Regions from separate parts of the Homo sapiens genome. Here region 1 is linked to region 2. The links are chromatin loops, found by intact Hi-C in ENCODE. Cell type or tissue: heart right ventricle. All regions are shown on one strand. Each heading gives the region's core, and the rest is flanking DNA. Links, peaks and the distances in the headings are about the cores only.

Region 1 (8,330 bases), core at 321-8,320, 48 kb after region 2:
CTGCCTGTGCATCTCAAACTTCCACTTTAGGAGTTTATCTTCCACATTATAGGCTAACCCTCTCACTTTCCAAAACACAATGACTGTTTTTCAAAATGTGGTCATACGTGGGAATTTCATGACATCATACCCTTGAGAATGTGAAGCTTCGGTCTTAAAATACTTGATGGGGCAAATAATAAACCTCTTGATTTTTTTTTTTTTTTTTGAGACAGGGCCTCACTGTCGCCCAGGCTGGAGTGCAGTGGTGTGATCACGGCTCACTGCAGCCTTGACCTCCCAGACTCAAGCAATCCTCCCGCCTCAAGTGATTCTCCCACCTCAGTGTCCCAAGTAGCTAGGACTACAGGTGTGCACCAGCATATTGGCTAATTGAAAAAAAAATTTTTTTTTTTTTGTAGAGACAGAGTCTCACCATGTTGCCCAGGCTGGTCTCGAACTCCTGAGCTCAAGTGATCCTCCTGTCTTGGCCTTCCAAAGTGCTAGGATTACAGGCGTGAGCCCCCGCCCCCAGCCAGAGCTCATTTCTGAAACTGACTGGCACAAGCTCAGGAGACTGTGCTCAGGAGGCATAATCAAGTATTCATATAGGCCAAGGCTTGGTGCTGTAGTCTCTCTGATCTGGAAATATTTTCCCTTCCGACAGGAATAGAGAGGTTACTTTGGGGTCACTTGCCAGCTCACAAAAGACTTTTTCAAATGAGACGAAAGAAAAGAAGTTCCAATTTGTTGGGAGAACACTCGTGAGCATTGGGATCACAAAGCCTGGTGAGCCGCCAGCCCCACTGTATCTCTGGGCAGGGAGGGTAGTGAGCCCCCAGGGCGAGCGGGTGAGCACCACGGGTTCCAGTCGGTGGAGGAGGCGCCGGAGGCCCCTGCTTCCTCCAGGTGTCCCTTACACACACTTTCCAGTCAGGCTCTTGGCTCAGGCGCCGGCCCTTTCCCGTGGCATGGGCATCAGCTCTCCAGCCCTCTCTGCAAAGCCGGTGCGATGGCTGCCTGCCTGCCTGTGGTTGCCTCGCTGACAACTCCGCCAGTTCAAGAGCTCTGTTAATGATCAGGGGAGGGTGACGGCATTTCAGATGCATTTCCTCCTAGGAGCTCAGAAAAAGCCAGGAGCAATTGGCCCCAGTGGAGCAAACACCTGGGTTCCTAAGTCATGGAAGGCTCTGCCTTTCCTGGGAATGACCCCACTTTCCCACATCTGTTGGGAAAGCTGATATATGAAGTCAGAAGGGCAGCGGGGTGGAGGGAGACAGCAAAGTGACATTGCATCGGCCCAGCTCCTCAAAGCTCTCGGAGGAATCAGAAGACACAACGATTCCTTTGAGTTTAAAGAAGTTTAGTTCCTCCATCACTGGAGAAACATTTGCAAAAGCATCCAAGACTAGTGCCTGGTGTGCAGTGGGCACTCAGTAAATGCTGCAGGGTGGACATGCCTGGCACTGTGCTGGCACCAGGCTGTGGCAGTAGGCGAGAGTCAAAAATCCCTGCCAGGCAGAGCTGGCACTCCAGAGGGGGAGGCAGATAAGGAACAAGTAATGTGCTATTTCAGATGGGGATAGAAGCTGGGGGAATCACGTGTGGAAGAACATGCATGCAAGTGCCTGGGGAGGGGGCATATGTCAGTCAAGCCTGAAAGGAAGGGAGGGAGCTGTGGGGATGGCCTCAAGAGTGTTCCTGCTGGAGGGAAGGGCATGTGCCAAGATCCTGAGGTGGGTGTGTCTCTGGTGTGGATGGGCATCAGCAGGGCGGCCAGTGCAGCTGTGCCAAGTGGGTAGACAGCAAAGGTCATGAGGCCAGGGAGGGGGAAGAAAAGAGCTTGGTTTAGTGCCTGCTACGGTTTGAATGTGTCCCCCAACATCCATGTGTTGGAAACTTGATCCCTAATATGGAGATGTTGGGAGGTGGGACCTTTCAGAGGTGTTTAATGGATGATGAATTAATGCCATTATTTCAGGAGTGGGTTCCTTATAAAGCAACGAGTTCAGCCCCCTTTGGTCTGTCTTTCTCTCCCACCCACTCCTGCCCGTCCGTCTTCTGCCATGGGATGATGCAGTAAGAAGGCCCTCGCCAGATGCTGGCGCCTTGATCTTGGACTTCTCAGCCTTCAGAACTGTGAGAAATACATTTCTGTTCATTATGAATTACCTAGTCCCAGGCATTCTGCTGGAGCAGCACAAAACAGGCTAAGTCAGAGCCATATCTTCAAAAACTTCCCAAAGAATATTCAAGGGAAAAAATAATTTTAAAAGATTATAAAATGAGGCTGGGTGTGGTGGCTCATGCCTGTGAGCCCGGTGCTTTGGGAGGCGAAGGAGGGCAGACTGCTTGAGCCCAGGAGTTCGAGACCAGCCTGGGCAACATGGCAAAACTCTGTCTCTACAAAAAATACAAAAAAAATTAGCTGAGGGTGGTGGTGTGCACCTGTAGTTACAGCTAACTTGGGAGGCTGAGGTGTGAGGATCACCTGAGCCTGGGAGCTGAAGGCTGCAGTGAGCTGTCATCCCACCACTGCACTCCAGCCTGGGTGACAGAGTGAGACTCCATCTCAAAAACAAACAAACAAAATAAACATTATAAGATGATGTAACAATGACAATGTTGATAAAACGGGGTACAGAATTGACGGCAAACAACACATGTTTGAGTCAGGAACAGGAGCAGACAGAAGGAACATCTTGGGGCTGAGACAGGTAGTGTGAGCTCCTGAGGAAAGCCAGTGGGAGAAGTGAGCTGGGACTGTGACTGTCCAGTGGGCCCCATGGACCCTACAGCATGTCGACCCTCAAGTGAGGAGAGGTGTTCCGAAATCTCCTATGGCAGGTGGACTGACCCTTAGGACGAGACAGTGAGTCTTCATCCTAGACTGACAACCCTCTCCTCCTGTTGAGGCCACAGGGAGAGACAGCTCCCCTCTTTACACCTGGGACTGTGTCTCCTCTACGTTGTTGATTCTTGTGTTCACATCAACTGCCTTCAGTCTCATTGTTCTCCTATTGGGAAAGCGTGGGGCGTGGCCATCAGTCTGGTTGTCAACACTGGGGCAGAGGAAGTTTCTTCTTGAATCTGCCTTTGCCTCCAATGCCTAAACCATCTCCCACTCCAGATTCTTTTTCTCCATGGCTCTTTTCAGATTTTCTTAGGCAAAAGTCATCACATCATATGATGCCCACGATTATTTTGAGATCCAAACCAAATCATGCTTAGCCTCCTCCTAGCTTACTGTGCTCACGTAGGGAAATTGCTGCCAGGGCAGAGATAGCTGCTTCAGACTCTGACTGTGCACTTTCTTGATGCCGCTATCCTATGGCAATAGCTCAGGACTTCAACAAACAGGTCAGTGACACTCCAGCCCTTTGCAGCTTCGAGCCACTGGGAGCTAGACCCCTGGCATTGTTGTGGGGTGCCGCCCTTCCCTTCTGCCCTGAGTCTCCCCAGGAACTCTGTGAACTCACAGATGGTCACTCCATGAATGTGTGTTCTTCATGAGTGCTCTGAGTACTTGCGACTTTTGTTTTTGTTTTCATCAGTGTGGGGAGCTGGCTGAAAGGACACTCTGACCTATGGGAAGTCATTACCTTTGGAGATGGCTTCCATGGCACTCTGAGTCACTCTCATACCACACACGTGGAACCATCCTGGGATAAATAATTCTTAAAACCCTACCCCATTTCCTGGCAGCGTGAAGCTCATGGTGCGCGGGGGTTGTCCAGGAGCGAGGTGTTGCAATACCAAGGGGGCAGGTTGAAGAATGAACCACTGTGCCAGGGGAAGCTTGCATGTGACCTCATCATGTCGAGGCTGAGTCTGCTTCTACAGGGAGAGGAGCCGGACCACAGACAATGCTAGGGAGAGCAGCTGACCTGGGGGAGCTGGGGGAAGGTTGCCCTGGAAGTTGTGACAAACGCCAGTCAGATTCTAGTGGGAATGCTGTTTGCTGACTCCTTTGCCGAAACCCCAGCTGTGCTGGGAACTGACCTCATTCATGAAGTAAACATTGAATCAGATACCAGCAGCCCTAACCCTGGTTGAGTGGAAATAACATGGACGTTTCCATAATTATGAAGCTGCCAATTGGATTTGGCAAGAGAATCTCCAAATATGTCAATCGGAATGAGTTCATTACCTCTTCTTGCCAACTTAATCAGAAGCCAATTGCCTTGTTGCGGTTGAAATTATTTGTATGAAAATGCTTTACTTACATTTTAGTTTTTATATTCCAAATAATGTACTGGAAAGCAGCGTAGTCTAGCAACTGGAAGACAATATTGGGAATCCGTCGATTGGCGCCCAGTCCTGGCTACATCTGTGGCTCGCTGTGCCAGCAGTAACCGCACTCAGCCTCGTAATCCTGTTATTGGGAGGCGGGGGCTGGGCAGCGAGGTCCTGTCTCATGACACGATCTTGGTGAGAAATCTTGGGGCCTGGTGTTTGTGTGTTCTGCCTCGTGGCCACAGACACTGACTGCAGGTTCACACGGTCCACTTGGGATTACTTAGAGGCTGTGCACTCAAGTTACAGGTTCTTCAGGCTCTGGATGTCCCTTCTCTCCTCACTCCTTCCTTTGCACGCAGTTCTTTCAGGAGATGAAAGAGCTGTTTGTTACTCCTTAGTAGCTGAGACCACTGTTTGCAATGCAGTTTCACAGTTTGGGGGAGAAATCATTTCCAATTATTCCTTTCTTATCCTCATTTATTTACAGAAGCAGCAGAACATTACCATTCAGAGCCTGAACCATGGAGTCAGACTGCCTGAGTTCAAACCCCAGCTCTGCCCTTTAGAAGAGGGGTGACCTGTCTATGGCCATTGCACCCTGAACGTGCCAGATCTTGTCTCATCTTGGAAGCTAAGCAGGGTTGGGCTTGGAGGGGAGGAGGGTGAACCTCAGTTCAGGTTACTTAGCCTCTCTCCTGTGCCTCCATTTCCTCATCTATAAAAAATGGAATGAGGCCAGCACCTACGTCAGGGGTGTGTGAGAGGAAACAGTTCATTTCTGCAAAGCACTGAGAACGTAGCAAGGGCTCAGTAAGGATCTCCAGCCTTTGTATTAGTCCATCTGTGCTGCTCTAACAAAATACCACAGACTGGGTCATTTATCAACAATACAGGTTCACTTCTCAAGAGTTCTGGGAGAGTCCAAGATGAAGGTGCTGGCATTCGGTGTCTGGCGAGGGCCTTCTTGCTGCATCCTCAGGTGGCAGAAAGCAGGAGGGCGAGGGGGCCAAACGCACTCCCTCAGGCTCCTTTATAAAGGCCCCACCTCTCAATGCCACTGCCATGGGGATCAGCTTCAACGTGAGTTGTAGAGTGGATACCAACATTCAAACCATAGCAGCCTTGGCTGGGCGCAGTGGCTTACGCCTGTAATCCCAGCACTTTGAGAGGCTGAGGCAGGCAGAACACTTGAGGTGAGGAGTTCGAGACCAGCCTGGCCAACATGGCAAAATGCCATCTCTGCTAAAAATACAAAAATTAGCCAGGCATGGTGGCATGTGCCTGTAATCCCAGCTATTTGGGAGGCTGAGCAGAAGAATTGCTTGAACCTGAGAGGCGAGGTTGCAGTGAGCCAAATCGCACCACTGCACTGCAGCCTGGGTGACAGATCTAGACTCCGTCTCAAAAAAGCAAAAACAAACAAATCAACAAACCATAGCAGCCTTTATTATCATTATTATATATATATATATATAAATTTTTTTATTTTTTTATTTTTTTATTTTTATTTTTTTGAGACAGGATCTTGATCTGTTGCCCAGGCTGGAGCGCAGTGGTGTGAACCTGGCTCACTGCAGCCTTGACCTCCCAGGCTCAAGCCATCCGGCTGCCTCAGCCTCCCATGTAGTTGGGACCACAGGAGTGTGCCACCATACCCAGCTAATTTTTACATTTTATATAGAGACAGGACCTTGCCATGTTGCCCAGGCTGGTCTCAAACTCCTGGGCTCAAGCAATCCTCCTGCCTCCACCTCCCAAAGTGCTGGGATTATAGGTGTGAGCCACTGTGCCTGGCATATTCTCATGATTACTCTTACTATTGGTCTGAATAAACAAGAACAGACAGTACGGAGTGGCCACTTGTACATCGTGTACTGAGAAATTTACAAGGTGTAAATCAATAACTACATTCCAGGCATGATAAGAAGCCATGTCAGCAGAGTTATGACAGATTCCCTGTGTCACTTAAATCAGTTACCTAATTTCTCTTTTAGTCTTTTATCTGTTACATGGGGTTAATGTTTATTGCTCCCTCCTTGGAACAGTCTTGTCTGATTTTGATGTTGAAGGAACTCAAAGAAAGGTGACATAATGTGCTATCATTTCACTTGGAGATGATATTGCTGATGCTTATTTTCTTGATGAAGCTCAGGGCTGGAGAGAATGATGCATAACCAGAGGTCCCTCTGGCAGGGCCATGGAAGCTGTTTCTTCAGCTGGTGACTTGGGCAGTTGCCATGTGTCAGTCTCACAAAGCCCCTTTCCCCCCAAACTAAGCATTTCCCCCGTTTCCTTTCAATGCTGCCACAGCTGTGAATGAACTCTGGCCCTCTGTCCATGCCTGGAGGAGAGGAGGCCTTCCCCCTTCCTCCTTCCTGATATGACAGAAAACTGAACCAGGGCGACAGAACCAACAAGCCCTGGCAGGGAGTGCTGAGCACTTCTGACGTCTCAGGGTGCTTTGAGGAATCATGGAGAATTGAGGAGGCCAAAACCCTGTATTTAAAAAAAAATGTGTGAATTGGATAAACTGAAGGCTGTTGAACCTCATGTTGATTGTGGGCAAAATTCTGGGGCAGAAAATCAAATAAATGGTTGACCAGCACATAGGAAGGGTGATCCCAGAGGTCAATGTCCATGACAAAGGGTTGTTGTTGTGTTGCTTCCACTAAATTAGAAAATGGGGTGAATACTTTATGATAGTGCCATGACCTTTGACAACAATTTGACCGTTTCTCATGAAATTCTTATGCACAGAATAGTGAGAAAAAGGCTGCTAGAGCTCAAAAGTACATCTCAGTGAGAGACAACAGCACTTTCTCAAGGCCACACAGCTAATCAGGGCCAGGGCTGGAGTTTGTGCCCAGGCCCTGTGTCCCAGGTGAAGGCTTCTAGGCATGGTGAGGTTGAACTGTCACAGCAGATGGGACAGTGTCGTCCCAAGGCTTTCTCTAGTGGAATGCCAAGCAGTTCTGTCCTTGGCCCTACACTCATTAACATTCTGTCAACAACTTGGATAAGTCCAAAGATAACTGCTTATCAACTGTGCAAATAACACCAGACTGGGAAGGAAGGCCAACACGCTGGGACTGCAGAGTCAGGTCCAAAATTATCTCAACAGGAAGGAATGATTGGTTGAATCCAACAAGATAAAATTTAACTGGAATACATGTTAGGTCCTGCATTGAGCTCCAAAACTCGATTGCAAAAGTATAGGATGTGGTTGGAAAACATGTCCAATCTCACTCATAATCAAAGAAATGAAAATTAAGGCAACCATGAAATAATCATTTCCCCTTATCAGATTGGCAATGATTAAAAAGAATGAAAATTCCCCATGTTGGTGGGTAAGCTGTGGGGAAACAGGCTCTCTTGTAAATTGCTGGTGGGCGTACAAGCAAAAAATCATCCATTCTGGAGGGTAATCTGGAAATATATAGCACAAACTATAAAATGCACCATTTGTCCCAGAAGTTTCATTTATAGAAATGTATCCAAAGGCAAATATGAAGAGATTTATGTACAAGAATATTCATAAAAGCATCGTTAAGAAAAGAAAAAAAACACCTTTTTTGTTGGGGGAAGGTGTTCAATTTGTGAACAGAAGACTTGGAGGCCTCATAAGGGTGGCCCAGAGCCCAGGGCCATCGGCCATCGTCAAATATTTAACGCCGTAAAGAGGAGGAACTGGGTCTGTGTAGCTCCTGAAGGCCAGACCAGGACTTACAAGAGATAGATTTGGCCTAGTGTTACAAAGCAGATTCTAACAATTAATTCCGTCCAAAATTAGGATGGGCTGTCTAGTGCATTCCCAATCACTGGCAGATGGCCCTCTGTCAAGGGTGTGGAGGAGGACAGTCAGAGTTTTTTAGCCATTGGGATAAAATGCTTGTCTTGGTTTCTTCCAAGACAAAGAGCAGCCTTTGTTGCATGAAACCATCAAAACGTACAGTCATAAGCTGGGTGTGGTGACGCATGCCTGTAGTCCCAGCTACAGGCTAAGGTGGGGGCATCACTTGAGCCCAGGAGTTCGAGGCTGCAGTGAACTATGACTGCTCCTGTGAAGAGCCACTGCACCCAGCCTGGGCGACAGACCCTAGCTCTTAAAAAAA
Region 2 (8,330 bases), core at 132-8,131:
TCACACAGGCCTAACCCCCCACCTCAAAACATTGCTATGGGGACAGTAAAATGGATTGCATGGCCCATGGATTGGCAGTTCCTCAGAAAGCTGGACATGGAGTTACCATATGACCCAGAAATTCCACTTCTAGGTATATACCCAAGAGAATTGAGAACTATGTTGGCACAAAAACTTGCAGCTAGCAGCATTATTCATAATAGCCCCCAAGTGGAAACAACTCAAATATTCATCAACAAATAAATAAATGAAATGTGTAGATTTCTTTTCTTTTTTTTTTTTTGAGACGGAGTTTCGATCTTGTTGCCCAGGATAAAGTGCAATGGTGTGATTTCAGCTCACTGCCTCCCAGGTTCAAGTGATTCTCTTGCCACAGCGTCTCGGGTAGCTGGGATTACAGGTGTGCACCACCAGGTCCGACTAAGTTTTGTATTTTTAGTAGAGACGGGGTTTCACCATGTTGGTCAGGCTGGTCTTGAACTCCTGACCTCAGGTGATCTGCTCATCTTGGGCCTCCCAAAGTGCTGGGATTACAGGCGTGAGCCAACATGCCTGGTCTAGAATGTGTAGATTTTTAAAAACACACACAGTGAAATACTGTTCAGGCCGGGCGTGGTGGCTCATGCCTGTAATCCCGGCACTTTGGGAAGCCAAGGCACGTGGATCACTTAAGGTCAGGAGTTTGAGACCAGCCTGGCTAACATGGTAAAACCCCATCTCTACTAAAAATAAAAATTAGCCAGACATGATGGCGTGCACCTGTAGTCCCAGCTACTCAGAAGGCTGAGGCAGGAGAATTGCTTGAACCCAGGAGGCAGAGATTGCAATGAGCTGAGATTGTGTGCCACTGCACTCCAGCCTGGGGGACAGAGCGAGACTCTGTTGCAAAAAAAAAAAAAAAAAAAAAAAAAAGAAAAGAAAAGAAGAGAAAAAAATACTATTCACCTATAAAAAGGAATGAAATACTGATACATAGATGAACCTTGAAAACATGATGCTAACCAGACACAAAAGGCCACATATCGTATGATTCCATTGATATGAAATATTCTGAGCAGGCGAATTGGTAAAGACAGAAAATAGATGCGTGGTTGCCCAGGGCTGGGGAGGTGGGGATGGGGAATGACTGTTGTACGGGGTCTCTTTTCAGTGTGATGAGAGTGTTCTGCGATTACACAGTAGCGATGATGACACCGCATTGAGAATATGCTAAAAACCAGCGAATTACGCACTTTAGAATATGGTAAAAATGGTGAGGGTTTGAAAAAATAGACTGAAATGCAGGAGCCGCCATTCGGCCAGGGAGGTGGGTAGGACGTCTGAGGATTCCTTCTAGAACCATGGTGAGGGGCAGGCCTTGAAACCTCCTCTGGGTAGCCGCTTGCCCTCACTGCTCCCCTGAAATCAGCCCTGTCCAGCTCGCCAGTGACCCTGCCTCAGCCCTGGTCTTCCTCGACTAGCAAACAAATGCCTCTTCTTCTTCTCCTTCTTCTCCTTCTCCTTCTTTTTCCTTTAAATTGAGACAGAGTTTTGCTCTTGTTGCCCAGGCTGGAGTGCAGTGGTGCAATCTTGGCTCACTGCAACCTCCGCCTCCTAGGCTCAGGCGATTCTCCTGCCTCAGCCTCCCAAGTAGCTGGGATTATAGGCGCACGTCACCACACCTAACTGATTTTTGTATTTTTAGCAGAGATGGGATTTCGCCATGTTGGCCAGGCTGGTCTCGAACTCTTGACCTCAAGTGATCTGCCTGCCTCGGCCTTCCAAAGTGCTGAGATTACAGGTGTGAGCCACCGCGCCCAGCCTTCCTATTCTTCTGCACGTCCTTCCTGTCTTCTGGGACCACAGCACTCTGGATCCTCCTCCTGCCTCCCTGACTGCTCCTTCTCAGTCTGCTGCTGGCTTACTGATGCTCACATGTCCTTAGATTGCTTCTCTGCTGGTCAGCTCACTCCCAGGTGCTCTCAGCAGGTCTCAGGCTGTTAAGTAACACCCAGTCATCAGTCCAGCCCCAAGTGTCCCCTTACTGCAGACTCCATGCCCAGCTGGCTCCTCAGCCTCTCCACAGAAGGCCCACTGAGAAGCTCATACCTAACTTCTGCAAGGCCACTTCCGTTTGCCTGGTGGAAACTTGCTCCTCCCAGACTTCCCTATCCTTGCTCCTGGCAGCCCCATCCTTCCTTTTGCTCAGGCCAGCAATATTGGTGTCACTTAAAAATGGTAGGGCCAGGTGCGGTGTCTCATGCCTGTAATCCCAGCACTTTGGGAGGCTGAGACGGGCGGATCACGAGGTCAGGAGTTCAAGACCAGCCTGGCCAACATGGTGAAACCCTGTCTCTAAAAAAATACCAAAAAAATTAGCTGGGGGCATTGGTGCATGCCTGTAGTTCCAGCTACTTGGGAGGTTGAGGCAGGAGAATTGCTTGAACCCGGGAAGTGGAGGTTGCAGTGAGCCAAGATTGCACCACTGCACTCCAGCCTGGGTAACAGAGTGAGAATCCGTCTCAACAAAAAAAAAAAAAAAAAGAAAAGAAAAAAAGATGGTTAAGGTGGCTGGGTGTGGTGGCCCATGTCTGTAATCCCAGCACTTTGGGAGGCTGAGGCTGGAAGATCACTTGAGCCCAGGAATTCGAGGCCAGCCTGGGCCACATGGTAAAACCCATCTCTACAAAAAATAAAAAAAACCTTTTTTTTGAGACGGAGTCTCGCTTTGTCCCCCATGCTGGAGTGCAGTGGCGCGATCTCAGCTCACTGCAATCTCTGCCTCCTGGGTTCAAGCAATTCTCCTGCCTCAGCCTCTTGAGTAGCTGGGACTGTGTGGTGGCGTGCACCTGTGGTCCCAGCTACCCGGGGGAGCCGAAGTGGGAGAATCGCTTGAGCCCAGGAGGTGGAGGCTGCAGTGAGCTGTAATTGCACCATTGCACTCCTGCCTGGGTAACAGAGTGAGACCCTGTCTCAAAAAGAAGAAACAAAAAGGAAAAATAAAAGGAAAATATAAACCTAGATTTTTTTTTTTTTTTTTATGGAATGAGATAATGTGGTAAAGCTCCCCGGCAGTGCTTGGCACATGGGAGATGCTACACTGACTTTTTTTTTTTTTTTTGAGACAGAGCCTCGCTCTGTCACCCAGGCTGGAGTGCAGTGACGCTATCTTGGCACACCGCAACTTCTGCCTCCAGGGTTCAAGCAATTCTCCTGCCTCAGCCTCCCGAGTAGCTGGGACTACAGGTGCTCACCATCACACCTGGCTAGTTTTTGTATTATTTGTAGAAATGGGGTTTCACTGTGTTGGCCAGGCTGGTCTTGAACTCCTGACCTTGGGTGATCCTCCCATTTCAGCCTCTCAAAGTGCTGGGATTACAGGCGTGGGCCACCGTGCCTGGCCTCCACTGACATTTACAGGAGGCCTAGGATGCTGGAGTGACCGGAGGAGGTGGTGGGAATGGACTCAGGGCTCCAAGATTCCCCACTGGGCTCCTGGCTCTGCTCTCAGATGGAATGTTCTTGGGGCAGAAACAGAGACATAACAGGCAGCAGTCTCCTCTTGCGGCTTGACAGAGAAGATCCGGAGAGGGCAGAAACGCGGGCCAGAAAGAGGGGAGAAAATTCAGGCTGGATTCAGGCTCAGACTGAACAGAAACCCACGAGTATTGCAAACATTCTCCATCTGGCCACAGCCGCGTCTGTAATCAGGCTGATGAGAAGTACTCGCACCAAAAAGCAACCCTGGAAAAAAGAGGATGCTTCTTATCGGGGGCCTTCCCTTTCTTTCGGGTCTTTCCGTATGGAATTCAATGATGACTTTGGAGGAAAGTTTGAGGAGAAAAGGCAATAAAAGTGATGGAGAGGTTGTAGGGCCTAATTATGGGGAGAGATGAAATGACAGCTTGGCTGTGGCACAGTCCTGGGGGAGACGTGGCCTCATGCTGGCTGATGTTAAGGGTCCAGATGGAAGGAGAAGTTGGGGAGAGTCTGGGAGGATGTGAGGAGGAGGAATGAAGTGCTGTTATGAAAAGGAAGTGATAGGCTGAGGTTCAAGAGGATTTCTGGGCCAAAAACCCATTGAGGAGAATAATGGTCTCCCAAGGGCCCTGGAAACACTCCATTGCTTGATATAGTCAACATTTTACAAGATCAAGTCTCAGGATCTGTTCTGTCGGGAGTGACCACCTCTTCCCCAACTTGGATGTTTCATCTCCAGGCTCTCTGCCTCTTTTACCCGTTTGTGTGGGTTTGCAGCCTCGGTCTTCTGGGCTGTGGACAGGGCTCTGGCCCTGAAACACAGGCTGGGAGGCGAGTTCAGTGAAGAGGACCAGCACGCCTGCCTTCTGCTCCTCCTAGGAGAGTCTCAAATAACAGATGGCGGAATAGCCAGAGAGCATCTTCATCCCGCCGGGGTCAAAGGAGGAAGGAGCAACCAGATGAGGTGGGAGGCTCTAGGAATACTAGGGGTAAGCAGTCAGTGGGCTTCTGGTCTCTGGTCCGAGCTGACACATATTTGAGCGGTTTCTCTTCTTCCTTTTTTTTTTCTGAGATGGAGTCTCACTCTGTCGCCCACGCTGGAGTGCAGTGGTGCGATCTCAACTCATTGCAACCTCTGCCTCCTGGGTTCAAGTGATTCTCCTGCCTCAGCCTCCTGAGTAGCTGGGATTACAGGCGCCCGCCACCATGCCCAGCTAATTTTTGTATTTTTGGTAGAGATGGGGTTTCACCATGTTGGCTAGGCTGGTTTTGAACTCCTGACCTCAGGTGATCCACCTGCCTTGGCCTCCCAATGTGCTGGGATTACAGGCGTGAACCACTGCGCCCGGCCCCATTTGACTGGTTTCTTTTGGGACAGTTTCTTTGACTTCTCTAATTCCTCTGTCCCATGGGGTCATGATGCCTCAACACTTCTGATTTGCCCTCATGTGTACCAGTTTCAGGCCAATGGCCTCCTTTATCTATTCAGCATTCGTAGTTGAAGCCAACCTTAAGAGTGGCTGAAAACATTCCAGATCATCTGGGGTTCATGGGAAAAGTTGGGGCTGGAGATATATGTCTGGGAGTTGTCACCACGTAGATGGCGTTAGAGCCCTGAGTTGGGGAGAGTTCACTTAGGATGTGAAGGTGGGTGGAGAAAACAAGACTCTGGCCTTGAGCTCTGCGCCAGCCAATCTTAGAGGCTGAGAGACTTGGAGGAGGAGGAAGAGGAAGAGGAGAAGGGAGTGGGATGGACAGAGGATCCCAACGAGCACTTACAGAGCATTTACCACGTTCCAAGCACTGGGAGAGGGAGCTGGAGGGCCCCACGCCTGGCCCTCCAGTAGCTTCCGGGCCATTGGAGGAGGCTGAGTAACAAACCGCCACCATCAGACTTGGCAACAAGTTCATTGAGGGGTTAGTTGCTGGGGCTTGGGCAGTAAAGAGAGGTGCATCAGAACCCTACAGGGTATCCAGAGAGGGCTCCCAGAGCCTGAGACACGGGAACTGAGTCTCAGAAAACAAGTGAGTGCTGGAAAGTGAGGGGCAAGGTGATCCCGAGAGCCCACAGGAGAGGCGCAAACTGAGAATTGCAGTTGTTAGATGGGGGTCCATGCAGAGGGGCAGGGGATCCCTGATTGGCAGAGCACTGGGAGCCTTCTGTTTGGGTTTGATCCCATGGGGCTGTGGCCACAAAATCAGGGGTTAGGGGTCAGCAAACTATAGCTTGCAGGCCAAATCCCTCCTGCTGCCTGTTTTTGTACAACTTGCAAGCAAAGGACGATTTTTACTTTTTTTTTGAGACAGGGTCTCACTCTGTTGCCAGGCTGGAGTGCAGTGGCGCGATCTTGATTCACTGCAACCTCTGCTTCTTGGGCTCCAGTGATCCTCCTGCCTCAGCCTCCTGAGTAGCTGGGACTATAGGCGCACACCACCATGCTGGGCTAAATTTTTGTATTTTTAGTAGAGATGGGGTTTTGCCATGTTGGCCAGGCTGGTCTTGAATTCTTGAGCTCAAGCAACCCTCTAGCCTCAGCCTCCCAAAGTGCTGGGATTACAGGTTAAGCCACTGCGCTCGGCCAAATTTATACTTTTCTTAATGGTTGGGAAAATAAATCAAAAGAAGAACAATAGTTCATGGCTGGGCGCAGTGGCTCCTGCCTGTAATCCCAGCACTTTGGGACGCCATGGCAGACAGATCACCTGAGGTCAGGAGTTTGATACCAGCCTGGCCAACATGGCAAAACCCCATCTCTACTAAAAATACAAAAATTAGCTGGGTGTGGTGGCACATGCCTGTAATCCCAGCTACTCGGGAGGCTGAGGCAGGAGAATCGCTTGAACCCAGGAGGCGGAGGTTGTAATGAGGCGAGATCACACCACTACAGCTTGGGCAACAGAGCAAGACTCCATCTCAAAAAAAAAAAAAAAAAAAAAAGAGGAGTAGTAGTTCATGACATCTGACAATGATATGAAAATCAAATTTCAGGCCAGGTTTGGTGGCTTACACCTGTAATCCCAGCATTTTGGAATGCCAAGGTGGGCAGATCACTTGAGGTCAGGAGTTCGAGACCAGCCTGGCCAACATGGTGAAAACTCGTCTCCACTAAAGATACAAAAATTAGCTGGACATGGTGGTGGGTGCTTGTAATTCCAGCTACGCAGGGGGCTGAGGCAGGAGAAAGAGAATTGTTTGAATCTGGGAGGCGGAGATCGCAGTGAGCTGAGATCATGCCACTGCTCTCTAGCCTGGATGACAGAGTGAGACTCTGTCTCAAAGAAAAGAAAAAAGAAAATCCAATTTCAGTGTCCATATATAAGGTTTGATTGGGACAAGGCTTCATCTGTTCAGAAGCTATAGGCAGTGTGTGCTCTCCAATGGCAGAGTGGAGGATTTGCACTGAGACTGGTGAACTGCAAAGCCTAAGCTTCTCACATCGAATCCTTTAGAGAAAAATTGTGGAGGCTTTGTGACATGGTATTTTAGACACCCAGTGGTATTTTAGACACCCAGTGGCAAACAGGACAGACAGAAATTGGGGCTCTTGTGGTTTCCATCCTGGAGGGGGATGCCTCTCTCCAGCATTGCCTCTTTCTGAGGGCAGAGACCACGTGGATGGGATCGGCTCCTGGTTCTAGGATTTCTCCTGTTCCTCTTCCCAGGAGTGGAGTCAGCTGTCACAGGGAGCCGGTGACCCTTAAGGCCAGGACCTGCCGGAGCCTCCCATGTCGCTGCTCGCTCTCCAGCCCTCTGGGAGAGGTGACGTGGGCCGTGTGGGGCCAGTGCAGGGCACCCTCTCTGGCATGGCGTTTATGACGTGGTTGTAACGGGCTCCAGGCCAGGAAAAAGATGTACCTGCTCCTACAAAAGCGAGCCCTTCTCATGAGTGCACTCTCTCTCCCTGGTGGAGTAGCAGTGGGAACATCTTTTACCCAGAGCTGAATGTTATTGTTTTGTTTTTCCTTCAGGGACGAACTGTTCACTCAAGGGCAGGCACCAAACCTTGTTTTCTGGGGAGGGGAGGCCACCTCCCATGGCTCCCCTGCAGGGACTCACATGGTCCTTGGAGCTCTCCCTTGAAGGCTGTGAACAAAGACAGAGCGGTCCAGCCCGGGAGTTCATAGCTCCCTTTGGAGCCCCTTGGCTCGGCCGGCCTCTGACTTCAGGGTTGCTTGGCTGAGCAGGGTGCTCCCAGTGTGCTCCTTGGTGTGAAGATATGCCTGTGTCACTTCCCGAGTGTCCCAGCAGCTGGCTCAGGCTTGGCCACCCTTGCTCAGCTGGAGAGCCCCTCCATCAGCAGAGGCAGCCTTGTCGGTGGCTAACAGCAGGGCCTGGAGCCTGAGTGCTGGGGTACAAATGTCGCTCTGCCACTTAGCAGCAGTGTGACCCGGGCAGGCTGCTTAACCTCTCTGTGCCCTTGTATCTATAAAATGTGGTAATACTAGTGCCTGCCTCGTAAAGCCTTTATGAGAATTAAGCGACTTAGCATCTGGAACATACTTAGAACAATGCCTGTGTGCAGGCCGAAGCAGACCTGTCTAGGACACTAACCCGCTGTGTTGACTTCTGATTATCACCAGTTCCAGGAACGCCTCTGAGATTTTTATTTTGTCTACTGCTCTTGCGTAAGAACATGTACTTTCGGTAAATCCTGCCTTTAGGTCAAAATAACCTTTTGAAAAAATATATTAAAAAAATATAAATAGAGACAGGGTCTCACTATATTGCCCAGGCTGGTCTTGAACTCCTAGTCTCAAATGATCTTCCCACCTCAGCCTCCCAAAGTGCTGGGATTACAGGTATGGGCCACCACACCCAGTCCCAGAACAACCTAGACCATAAGCCCTGCCCTTAGGCAGATTCACTTGGC

What was found. Hi-C counts contacts between places; a loop is a spot of excess contacts. Peaks named below come from ENCODE experiments on the same cell type or tissue, not always from the same donor. Only the 100,000 strongest peaks of a DNase experiment are listed, where the experiment ranks them.
Region 1: it touches region 2 in a loop (2.4-fold over the local background); 4 of 110 quality-filtered maps call a loop at or near these places.

Annotation. Positions count from the first base shown.
Region 1 is chr1:9,434,247-9,442,576 of GRCh38, reverse strand. It overlaps the pseudogene RNA5SP40. Among named protein-coding and RNA genes, the nearest start is that of LINC02606, 9.4 kb to the right of the region's middle. In heart right ventricle, for the core only: no CTCF peak of the experiment used is centred there; DNase peaks (open chromatin) are centred at 962, 1,588, 3,836, 4,316 and 1 weaker place; H3K27ac peaks cover 7,697 bases.
Region 2 is chr1:9,482,273-9,490,602 of GRCh38, reverse strand. No RefSeq gene overlaps it. Among named protein-coding and RNA genes, the nearest start is that of SLC25A33, 53 kb to the left of the region's middle. RefSeq lists a silencer at 7,567-7,767. In heart right ventricle, for the core only: no CTCF peak of the experiment used is centred there; DNase peaks (open chromatin) are centred at 3,625 and 7,258; H3K27ac peaks cover 394 bases.